Regions from separate parts of the Homo sapiens genome. Here regions 1 and 2 are each linked to region 3. The links are chromatin contacts, found by Hi-C or POLR2A ChIA-PET in ENCODE. All regions are on one chromosome and are shown on one strand. The core of a region is the stretch at or near the end of the contact, and the rest is flanking DNA. Distances in the headings are between cores, read along the strand shown. Region 1 holds the start of DIDO1 (death inducer-obliterator 1). Region 2 holds the start of SLCO4A1 (solute carrier organic anion transporter family member 4A1). Region 3 holds the start of LSM14B (LSM family member 14B).

Region 1 (2,816 bases), core at 151-2,650, 800 kb after region 3:
ACATACACTAACAGCAACCCAAAGGGCCACTAAAGAGCCCTAGGCTCCAGGTAAACGAGTTGGCAACACCTGATTTAAAGGAAGGAGCTGGAATAATCTCTCAAGTTCCCCAGTGAACTTGTCTCCAGGACTGGGACAGGGGCCACCTTGGTCACTGCTGTATCCCTCGTGCTAACAGTAAGCAATGAATGCTCATTTAAAAAAAGACTGTATTTACTCCTTAAAAGGCACTGCTAAGGACCTTTCTCAGAACTGTATTTCAACCAAGTCATATGTGGCCCTACGGAAACCATGGAACACGGGGTATATAGCAAAGTTATGTGAATATACCGAAAAGACGTTCCCATCTGCCTTTCCCTCCTCTAAGTCCCTGAGTACACTAGGCTCAAATCTCATTCCATCAGCAGACAGATGACACGGATATCGAAGGCCCAGGCACAAGTTAAAGAGTATTTTCAATAACTGGTAACGCAGTAAGCTACTGCTACCTGTGGCCCAAACTCTAAACTTATATATTAAAGTCCTTTATTTAGAGCAGAAAAGCCGGCCTTGACCTCCACTGTCTCAGAACCGCGAGAAGGAGCCCCGGACGCCGCAGCGGAGGCAGCACGAGCACCCCTCCCGCCGAGCGCAAGAGCGGGCCCTTTCGGCTTCCGGGGTCACTGGAAGGCAAAATGTGTCACAAATACGGCCAGTACAAACCAACGCAACAAACTATTCCACAAAAAAACTGAAAACCAGCGCGGGGAGGTAAGGACACACTCTTCAGAAAAGCGAATCCGGGCTCTTCGCGCTTCCTGCAGCGCCAGCCGCCCCTGCAGTGCCGGAATCCCCCGAAGGCACGCCAGAAGCTAAGCCGGCCACCCCGACCGCACCCAAGGCCCGGGAGGAAGCGCCGAGGTCCCCGAGAATGCCTAGGGAAACCAGCTGCGCTTACAAGCCAGCTACGCAGCCCCCGAGCCCCGGGCCGCACTCGCCCAGGCCAGCCCTGCGCTCTTCCCCGCGAGCGGCCGCCCCGACTCCCACCCTCGGAACCGTTCCAGCCGCGACCACCGAGTGCTCGCCAGTCCCCTCGACCTCACGCAGCCCACCAGGGCCGGCGTCTGAGGCCCGCGCCCCAGGCCGCGGCGGCTCTGACCGGCCCCGCCCGCTCGCCCGCCCGCCCGCCCGCTCCTTCCCTTCCGCGGCCGCCATCTTCTCGGCGGGAGCGGCCTGTGCGGGATCCGCGGCTCTCGCCAGCCGGGCTCCGATGCCGGCCCCGCCCCGCTCCCGAGGGCGGCCCAAGCGGCGGCCGGCTCTTCTACCCGGCGCCCGGGACGCCACTTACCGCAGGCCGCAGGCCTCTAGGGTCTCGCAGCCATTTCCCCGAACGCCGCGGAGTGGGCGGACGGCCACCGAGATGGCGCGGGGCTAGAGCGGCGCCCCCGCGCGGCGGGCGGAGGACGAGACCGGCCACCGAGACGCTGCGGGGCTAGAGCGGAGCCCGGGCTGCGAAGCCCGGCCCCGGACTGCGCGCATGCGCCCGTCTTTCATACCTGCACTCCGGACGCGCCCTTCGGGTCTGCACTGACAATGACTTGCTTGCATCCTTTGTGGACACCTTATTTCCCCGACTCCAAGAGTGAAAGCTGGGGCAGTGCCCTTGCGGGGATCCCTCGGAACAGCCCGGGCAGGGCGCAGGCGGAACGTGGATGCTAGCCCCGAGGGACTGCACTCCGCCAGGATTTCGCTCTTAAGACCGATAAACCCTTCAAGTCGGTGGGGATAGAAAGCTCCTGGGCTAAATTTGTAAGAGGTGTAGGGGGGCGGGGACAGGGGATAAAAGAAGAAAAGGCCCAGGTTTTCTCTTCCAGATTGTGTTTCTCAAAACGCAGGCCCCTGACGGCCTCGGCTGGGAATGGCAGCGAGGGGCGAGGTCCAGGTGTGGGCGGGGTTTCTCTCCAACTTGAAGACCCTACCTGCTGCCTCCCCACCCCAAGCTCGGCTCCAGAAACCAGGAGCGTGGGGGTGGGGGGGAGAGAAAGGAGCACAGCGAGGAAGGGAGGCGGGCACGCTGGACCTCTAGGCCCCAGGGACCTTGGCGGTGTGGTCCCAAAGCTCTGCCTCCTCCCACCATGTCAATCCTACACTCAGAACTACTGACCAGTAGCTAGAACTCAAAGAACGCATGGACATGTTTGCCCACAGGGGTTGGAGGGAAAGATTAGACACTTACTATCAAGAGAGGGGAAAGTGAGGTATGGTAGATGTCAACCTTCCATGTGGATTTTCTTCAGTTCGCTCAATAGTAACTAGAGTGACACTCTATCACCTGTCTGTCCCCAGATACTGCAGGAAAGAGACTGGGAGGGGGCAGGAGGGGCAGCTGTTGCCTCGAGGCACCATGGGCACTGGCCACTTGCTCCGAGGGCAGGGACCTGGGGGGGGTGGAGGTGGCCCCATTACTTGTTTCTGCTTCTGTGAACAGTGATACGCTACCTGGAAGCATGGACCATCTAGCCTTTGGCGTTGGCCCTGGCCAAGAGTAAAAGGGGCCCAGAGTGCCGTAAAGCTGCCCCTAATACAGAGGCTTCTGCGATGCTTCCATGGATGAACCAGGGGCTTTGAGGCAGGTGTGCTTTTTAATAATACCGCTGAAGATTACAGGGTCTGCTAGTTTCTGAGGCAGACTTAGTTTTCTTCAAAGGAATACAACGCAGCTTGTTTTTGCTGGTGTGGCCCATTAGGACCACATTAATAGAATCTGGCAGGGATGGGCTTGACAGTCTTCCATCTTGAGTGTGATCTCAGGTTGCAAAGAGGGCTTTTTGCTCTCA
Region 2 (2,700 bases), core at 102-2,601, 520 kb after region 3:
CCATCTGGGAACAATGTGGGTACTTTTTTCTCTTAAAGGGCAGTGTCAGGAATGAAAGCAGATACCCAAAAGCAGTGGGTCTCGTGGCCTCGTGTCTGCTTCCAGAAGTGGAGGGCGGCCTGGGACGGCGGGAGCCCTGAGGACACCACCGGGGGGGTCCCGGGACCTGATACGAGTGGGCAGGAGCCCCAAGCCCTGGAGGAAGGAAAACCATTTCATAAATAACTGCATGGGGTTGTGGGCCTTTTCTCACAAGCCGCAGCACCTCCTTCGTCTCTCCACGGTGAACCCGCCCGCCACGCTATGCCACCAGGCCAGGTCCTGCAGCACCGCCTCCGTGGCTAGGACTTCCTCACCAGCCTGGGGCCGTGAGGTGGTCATTTCCCCCCTTACCTGACTTATCTCAGGATTCACACACACACACTTGACTTTCGGAAACTTCTTTTAAATTAATTTCACTGACACTAAAAGGGAAGCTTTGTGGAGTGTGATTGTGGTTACCTGTTAATACTTGGCAACAATTATGAGCCCTGATATGAGCCAACTTCTTCCGTCTTATCCCCTTTGAGGACGCTCTGTTATCGCCCCCATTTTGCAAACGAGGAAACTGAGGCTCGGAGGCCTGGAGCAATGTGTTCCAGGACAGACGGCAGGAAGCCGGGGTAGGAATTCCAACAGGGAGTTCCCTCTGTGGAAGGGAACGTGGCTGGCACCTCCCTGCCTTCCACCCTCAGAGCTAGTGTGAAAAAGAAGACGGGGTTATGGAAAAGGCAACGGGCTGGAGATTCCCCGGATTCCCAGGCTAGGGCGCCGGTCTCACTGTGCGCGCAGGTGGGGCGCGTGCCAGAACAGGGCCTGGGGGTCAGGCCGAGACCGGCGGGCACCTTCACCAGGGCCGCCCGTGGCGTTCCCCCAGCCCCTCTGCCGCGGGCCCCACGTGGCCCCGACCCTGCGGCAGCCTTTCGGAAGGGCGGAGCTGAAAAACGGCCGCTTGGCTCCACTCGGCCCCACAGCGCCCAGGAGCGAATCCCGAGTCCGTTCGGAACCGCCTCGCCGCGTGGCCTGGGGCGGCGTCGCCACCGCGCGTTCTCGGCCTCCCGGCTGCGGCAGCGATGCCGGTCCTTGGAGCTGGAGCGGGGAGTCCAGGAGGCGGCAGCGCTCCGGAGAGAGACGCCCTGGTCCCCCGCCGCGCGTTCCCGCCTCTGTGCCCTGGGGGGGAGGAGGGGGCGGTCGCCGCTGCCATTGGCCGTGGGGGGTGAGGCGGGCCCCGCGCAGGAAACCCCGCCCCTCCCTCTGCGGCGGGGGCGGCCCCAGCGGATGAATGAAGCGGCGCGTGGCTGCCGGGGAGGCCAGAGCGTGGAGCGCTGCGCGGCGCGGCGGCCGGGCCCTCGAGACGGGGACGGTGAGTGCGCGGGGAGCGGGGAGCTGGCGCGGGTGCACAGGGCCCGACCTGCTGGCGTAGGAGCGCGGCAGGTGCCGCCATCGTGGGCAGGGGCTGGAGCGCCGGGGGGATGCGCGCGGGGGCGGGAGGCCTGGGCACCGGCCGAGCGCCCCGAGCCTCTCCGCGGGGGAGGGCAGGACCGAGCGGAATCGGAGGCCAAATTCGCCGCTTCCCGCCGCCGGCTGCGCAGGTAGGAGCTCCCGAGTCGCCCGCAGGAGGACCGAGGCGAAGGGGCCCCACGCTGCAGCGGGTGCCGGGGGGAAGCGGGTGAGCAGGGGCTGCGGCCCTGGCAGGGACTGTCGGAGTGGCCGGGGCAGGTGACCTGGGCAGGTGGCCCGGAGCGCGCGCAGGCGCAGGCCCCACAGATCCAGCTGGGGACGAACGCGCCTCCGCGGAGCTCCAGAGTTGCGGAGTCACCCACCTGCGGCGGCCGCTGCTGCCGAGTCAAGGAGGAAACCTTCATGCACGGAAGTTTCTCGGGGGCGGCCGGGCTTTGTTCGCGCCAGAGGCGCTCGAGACATCTCCGGGAGGGGAGCGCGGGCGGAGCGCACAGGGCTAGTTTCCAGCAGCGGCGGCGCCCCTTTCCCTGCCCCACCACGCGACGTCCTGGCCGTGGCTTGGGGGGACCCGGGCGCCCTCCAGGTGCAGGCAGAGGGTCGGGTGCCCTCGCGTTGCTGTTGGGCTCCCCTGACCAGGGAGGATGGAAAGGAAGGAGCAGGCAGGCTTAGCTGCCCTAGACCGGCCCTAGACCGGGAACCTGGAAGCAGATCTGACTTCCACTTCCAAGGGAGAAACCGCCTCCCGCACTGGCGCCCCGAGGGGAGAGAGAAGCCCAGCTAGGTTTCCGCGTGGTCCGCGTGGTTGGTGAACCCTCAGGCTGGGGGGTGCCCCGCTTGGCGTGCAAGGCCCTCTTTGGAGCTGCCGTGGGACCTGGCTATGCGTCCTGTTTCTGTCTGGAGGCGGCTGGAACGCGGTAGTTTTCCACATCCATGCAACCAGCTTGTCAGCTGCTGCTCCTCAGCTGTGGTTTTTGGAACTTGGGTTACCTCCATCTAATCAGAAACTGGCTCTGCAGAGCCCGGTGTCAGCGACGTTTTCATTCCCAGCAGCGGGAGCAAATGGATCTCAGAGGACAGCTCCTTGGCCTTAGCCGGCTCCGCTTGTGAATCTGGTAATAATGACAAGGACAGTGACAGCAGGGGTTAGGTGTTGAGTGCTGGAATGTGCCGGGCATGGTACCCCTGCTTTGAGCATCGTCT
Region 3 (2,736 bases), core at 229-2,728:
CGCCCAGGCTGATCTCAAACTCCTGGCCTCCAGTGATCTTCCCGCTTCGGCCTCCCAGAGTGCTGAGATTACAGGCATGAGCCACCCACCACGCCATCTGATATCTTCTAGCTTATTCTATTTCATTTTTATTATTATTTTTCTTGAGACGGGGTCTAGCTCTGTCGCCCAGGCTGGAATGCAGTGGTGAGATCTCTGCTGACTGCAATCTTCACGTCTCAGGCTCAAGCGATTCTCCTGCCTCAGACTCCCGAGTAGCTGGGGATTACACGTGTCTGTCACCACGCCCGGCTAGTTTTTTTGTATTTTTAGAGTAGAGACAGGGTTTCACCATTTTGCCCAGGCTGGTCTTGAACTCCTCACCTCAAGTGATCCGCCCGCCTCCGCCTCCCAAAGTGTTGGGATTACAGGCGTGAGCCACCGCGCCCAGCCTATTGCATTTTTATAGTCACCACCCACTACTTTTTTTTTCCAGGACCCAATATTGGTCCGTGATCTGATGATGTTCACGGTCAAGACGGAAGCAAAAAAAGCACACACCGCGCGCCCTCGGTCACTAATCACGCGGAGTATACGCGAGGAGGGCCCGCAGCTAAGCGACGGCGGGCGGCCGAGCTTCCTCCACGGCCGGGGAGGTGGGCAAGGCCTCCGGGCCGCAGCCCCGGGTACGAGCGGAGGCTCCGAGGCCCCCGGTAGCCAGTCAGAATTTATTTTAAGGGAAATGGAAAGCTGCGGCAGGCTTTGGGAGGAGGGGCAGGATTAAAAGAGAAAGTGTGCTCAGCATGTTATATTTAGAGGCTGCCACGCCGGAAGCGCCGCCTTCCCGGGAGCTGCCGCCGCGCCCGCCCCCCGCCGGCACCTGGGCACTGGGGCGGGAGTCCCGGGGCTGCCCGGGAACACCCGGCGCCCAGGGCCTCCGCCACTCCCCGGTCCCCCATGAGGGTGAGGGCTATAGGCGCATCTGGCCCAAGATAGGGGAGTCGTCCGGACCCCACTTCTGTAGGAGGGGAAACTGAGGCCAAGGGGGCAAAGCCCCCGTGTTCGCGGCGCCCAGGGTCCGGGGCGGCGCCGGCACGCGCGCGGGCGGGGCCTGGCGCTCCTCCCCGGTCCCGCCCACTGAGCGTGCAAACCGCAGCCGCCCGCCCACGCGCACGCGCGCTCCTCCCGGGCCGCTTCCCACCCCTCCCCCCGCCCGCTCAGTCTCGTGCTCCCAGCTCCGCGAGGGGCCCGCCGGGAGCCGGCCGAGGGTGGGGCGGATCGCCGGGGAGACCCGCCCCCGGCCAGCGGCGCCTTGCTGCGCAGGAACGACGCGAGGGCCCGCCCCCCAGCTGGCGGCCCGGCCATATTTAAAGGACGGCGGGCGCGGCGAGCCAATGGGCGGCGAGCGTGAAGGGGCGGTGCGTGGCGGTGCGTGGCGGCGCGAGGCCCCGGATGTGGCTGCGGCGGCCCCTCCTCCCCCGCGCTCCTCTCAGAGCCCCAGTCGCGCGCCCCTTCTTGGTTCGCTCGGTGCCCGCGCAGGCCCCTCGGGCGGTGGCGAGGAGGCGCCCAGGCGGAGGCGGCGGCGGGCGGAGGAGCGCAGGAGCGGGCGGCCAGGCCACCGCGCGGCGGCGGAGCGGGCCGCGGCCCGGCGCTCCTTCCCCACCGCGGCCCGACGCACCCCGGCCGCCGCCATGAGCGGCTCCTCAGGCACCCCGTATCTGGGCAGCAAGATCAGCCTCATCTCCAAGGCGCAGATCCGCTACGAGGGCATTCTCTACACCATCGACACCGACAACTCCACCGTGGCGCTCGCCAAAGGTAGCGGCCGCCGCCCGCCCGAGCCCGCTGACCCCCGTCCGCCAACAGCCCCGGCCTGCGGTGCCCTCCCCGCCCCGGGGCGCCCCGGAGCCTGGCGCCCAGACCCCGCCCAGAACCCACCCAGGGCACACCCGGCCCGAGATCCCCTGCCCGCGCCTTCACCCCGGACGCCCCCGAGGCGCCCCCTTCCCGCGCGCCACCCTCCCCCAGCGTAGCCGGCCGCACAATGGTCTCCCTGGGCTCCCAGGGCGGCGGGATTGTGCGCGGGCGCCCGGCGGTGTTTGGTGAGGGGCGGGCCCGGCCCCCGCGGTGCCGCCCCCTCGGCCGCCCAGCCCACCTCTGCAGGTGCCAGCTCCGAGGAGCAGGGCGGCTCCCGTCAGCGGGCCTCCTCCCCGCCAGCCTGGGGGGATCCCTGCGGGGGAGCCTCGAGGTCGGGTGGCGGGGCCAGTGTCCCGGCGTCTCCCGAAGGCTGGGGGTGGGGTCACAACACGCGAATCCTGCAAGCCTTTCTGGAACTTATTAGACAGCTGGGGCCTTGATCCTGAACAAATACCGCGTCCTAATGCGGCCTCCTGCCAAGGCAGAAGCATCCGTTGGCAGCCAGATGCCCCGGTTTAAACGGTTCTCCTGCTCTATCCTGACCTTCCCACTGTGGGGCTTACCTTTTGGTGACAGCCGCCTGTGGGTGCTCGTAACCGGCTGTGGCCGCTGGAGGACTTACAGGAGGGGGGCTCTTTAGAGTCAGAATCTCTGAGGTTGTTGAGGCAGCGGGTGGTCCAGAGTTTCTTTGTCTTCATCACCCAGAGAAGACGGGGAGTGCACTTCCCCTGCCTCTCAGAGAAAAGTGCCCGTGGAGCCACGTCTGCCTAAGCCCGTGTGTGTGCTGGATCTGGCGCTAGGCTCCCAGGGGTTCTTGAAGTGTCTAGACGCGTCTGAAAC

What was found. A loop is a pair of places that touch in the nucleus more often than their neighbours do. ChIA-PET counts read pairs that join two places held with the same protein, here RNA polymerase II (POLR2A). Pooled maps may share reads with other maps.
Region 1: a pooled map shows a loop between it and region 3 (10-fold over the local background). The contact joins the promoter of DIDO1 here to the promoter of LSM14B in region 3. A Hi-C loop is called at or near these places in 1 of 168 maps with a recorded cell type or tissue (naive thymus-derived CD4-positive, alpha-beta T cell), 2 of 37 single-sample maps with no recorded cell type and 14 of 50 pooled maps. POLR2A ChIA-PET finds 5 or more read pairs at or near these places in 1 of 52 experiments (GM12878).
Region 2: a pooled map shows a loop between it and region 3 (7-fold over the local background). The contact joins the promoter of SLCO4A1 here to the promoter of LSM14B in region 3. A Hi-C loop is called at or near these places in 1 of 37 single-sample maps with no recorded cell type and 12 of 50 pooled maps. POLR2A ChIA-PET finds 5 or more read pairs at or near these places in 1 of 52 experiments (WTC11).

The regions. Positions count from the first base shown.
Region 1 is chr20:62,925,105-62,927,920 of GRCh38, forward strand. It overlaps DIDO1 (death inducer-obliterator 1), which reads right to left and starts at 1,401. Exons shown (of 16, transcript NM_001193369.2): 1 at 1,335-1,401. RefSeq lists enhancers at 277-890, 499-548, 891-1,504, 2,387-2,816 and silencers at 989-1,078, 1,149-1,588.
Region 2 is chr20:62,641,152-62,643,851 of GRCh38, forward strand. It overlaps SLCO4A1 (solute carrier organic anion transporter family member 4A1), which reads left to right and starts at 1,352. Exons shown (of 12, transcript NM_016354.4): 1 at 1,352-1,402. It overlaps LOC124904949 (a long non-coding RNA gene), which reads right to left and starts at 1,186. Exons shown (of 2, transcript XR_007067711.1): 1 at 502-1,186; 2 at 1-195. RefSeq lists a silencer at 840-1,789.
Region 3 is chr20:62,120,997-62,123,732 of GRCh38, forward strand. LSM14B (LSM family member 14B) reads left to right here and starts at 1,479. Exons shown (of 9, transcript NM_144703.3): 1 at 1,479-1,797. The coding sequence starts at 1,671. It overlaps LOC105372706 (a long non-coding RNA gene), which reads right to left and starts at 2,688. Exons shown (of 3, transcript XR_936963.2): 1 at 2,460-2,688. RefSeq lists silencers at 538-1,627, 1,788-2,327 and enhancers at 991-1,678, 1,679-2,367, 2,368-2,736.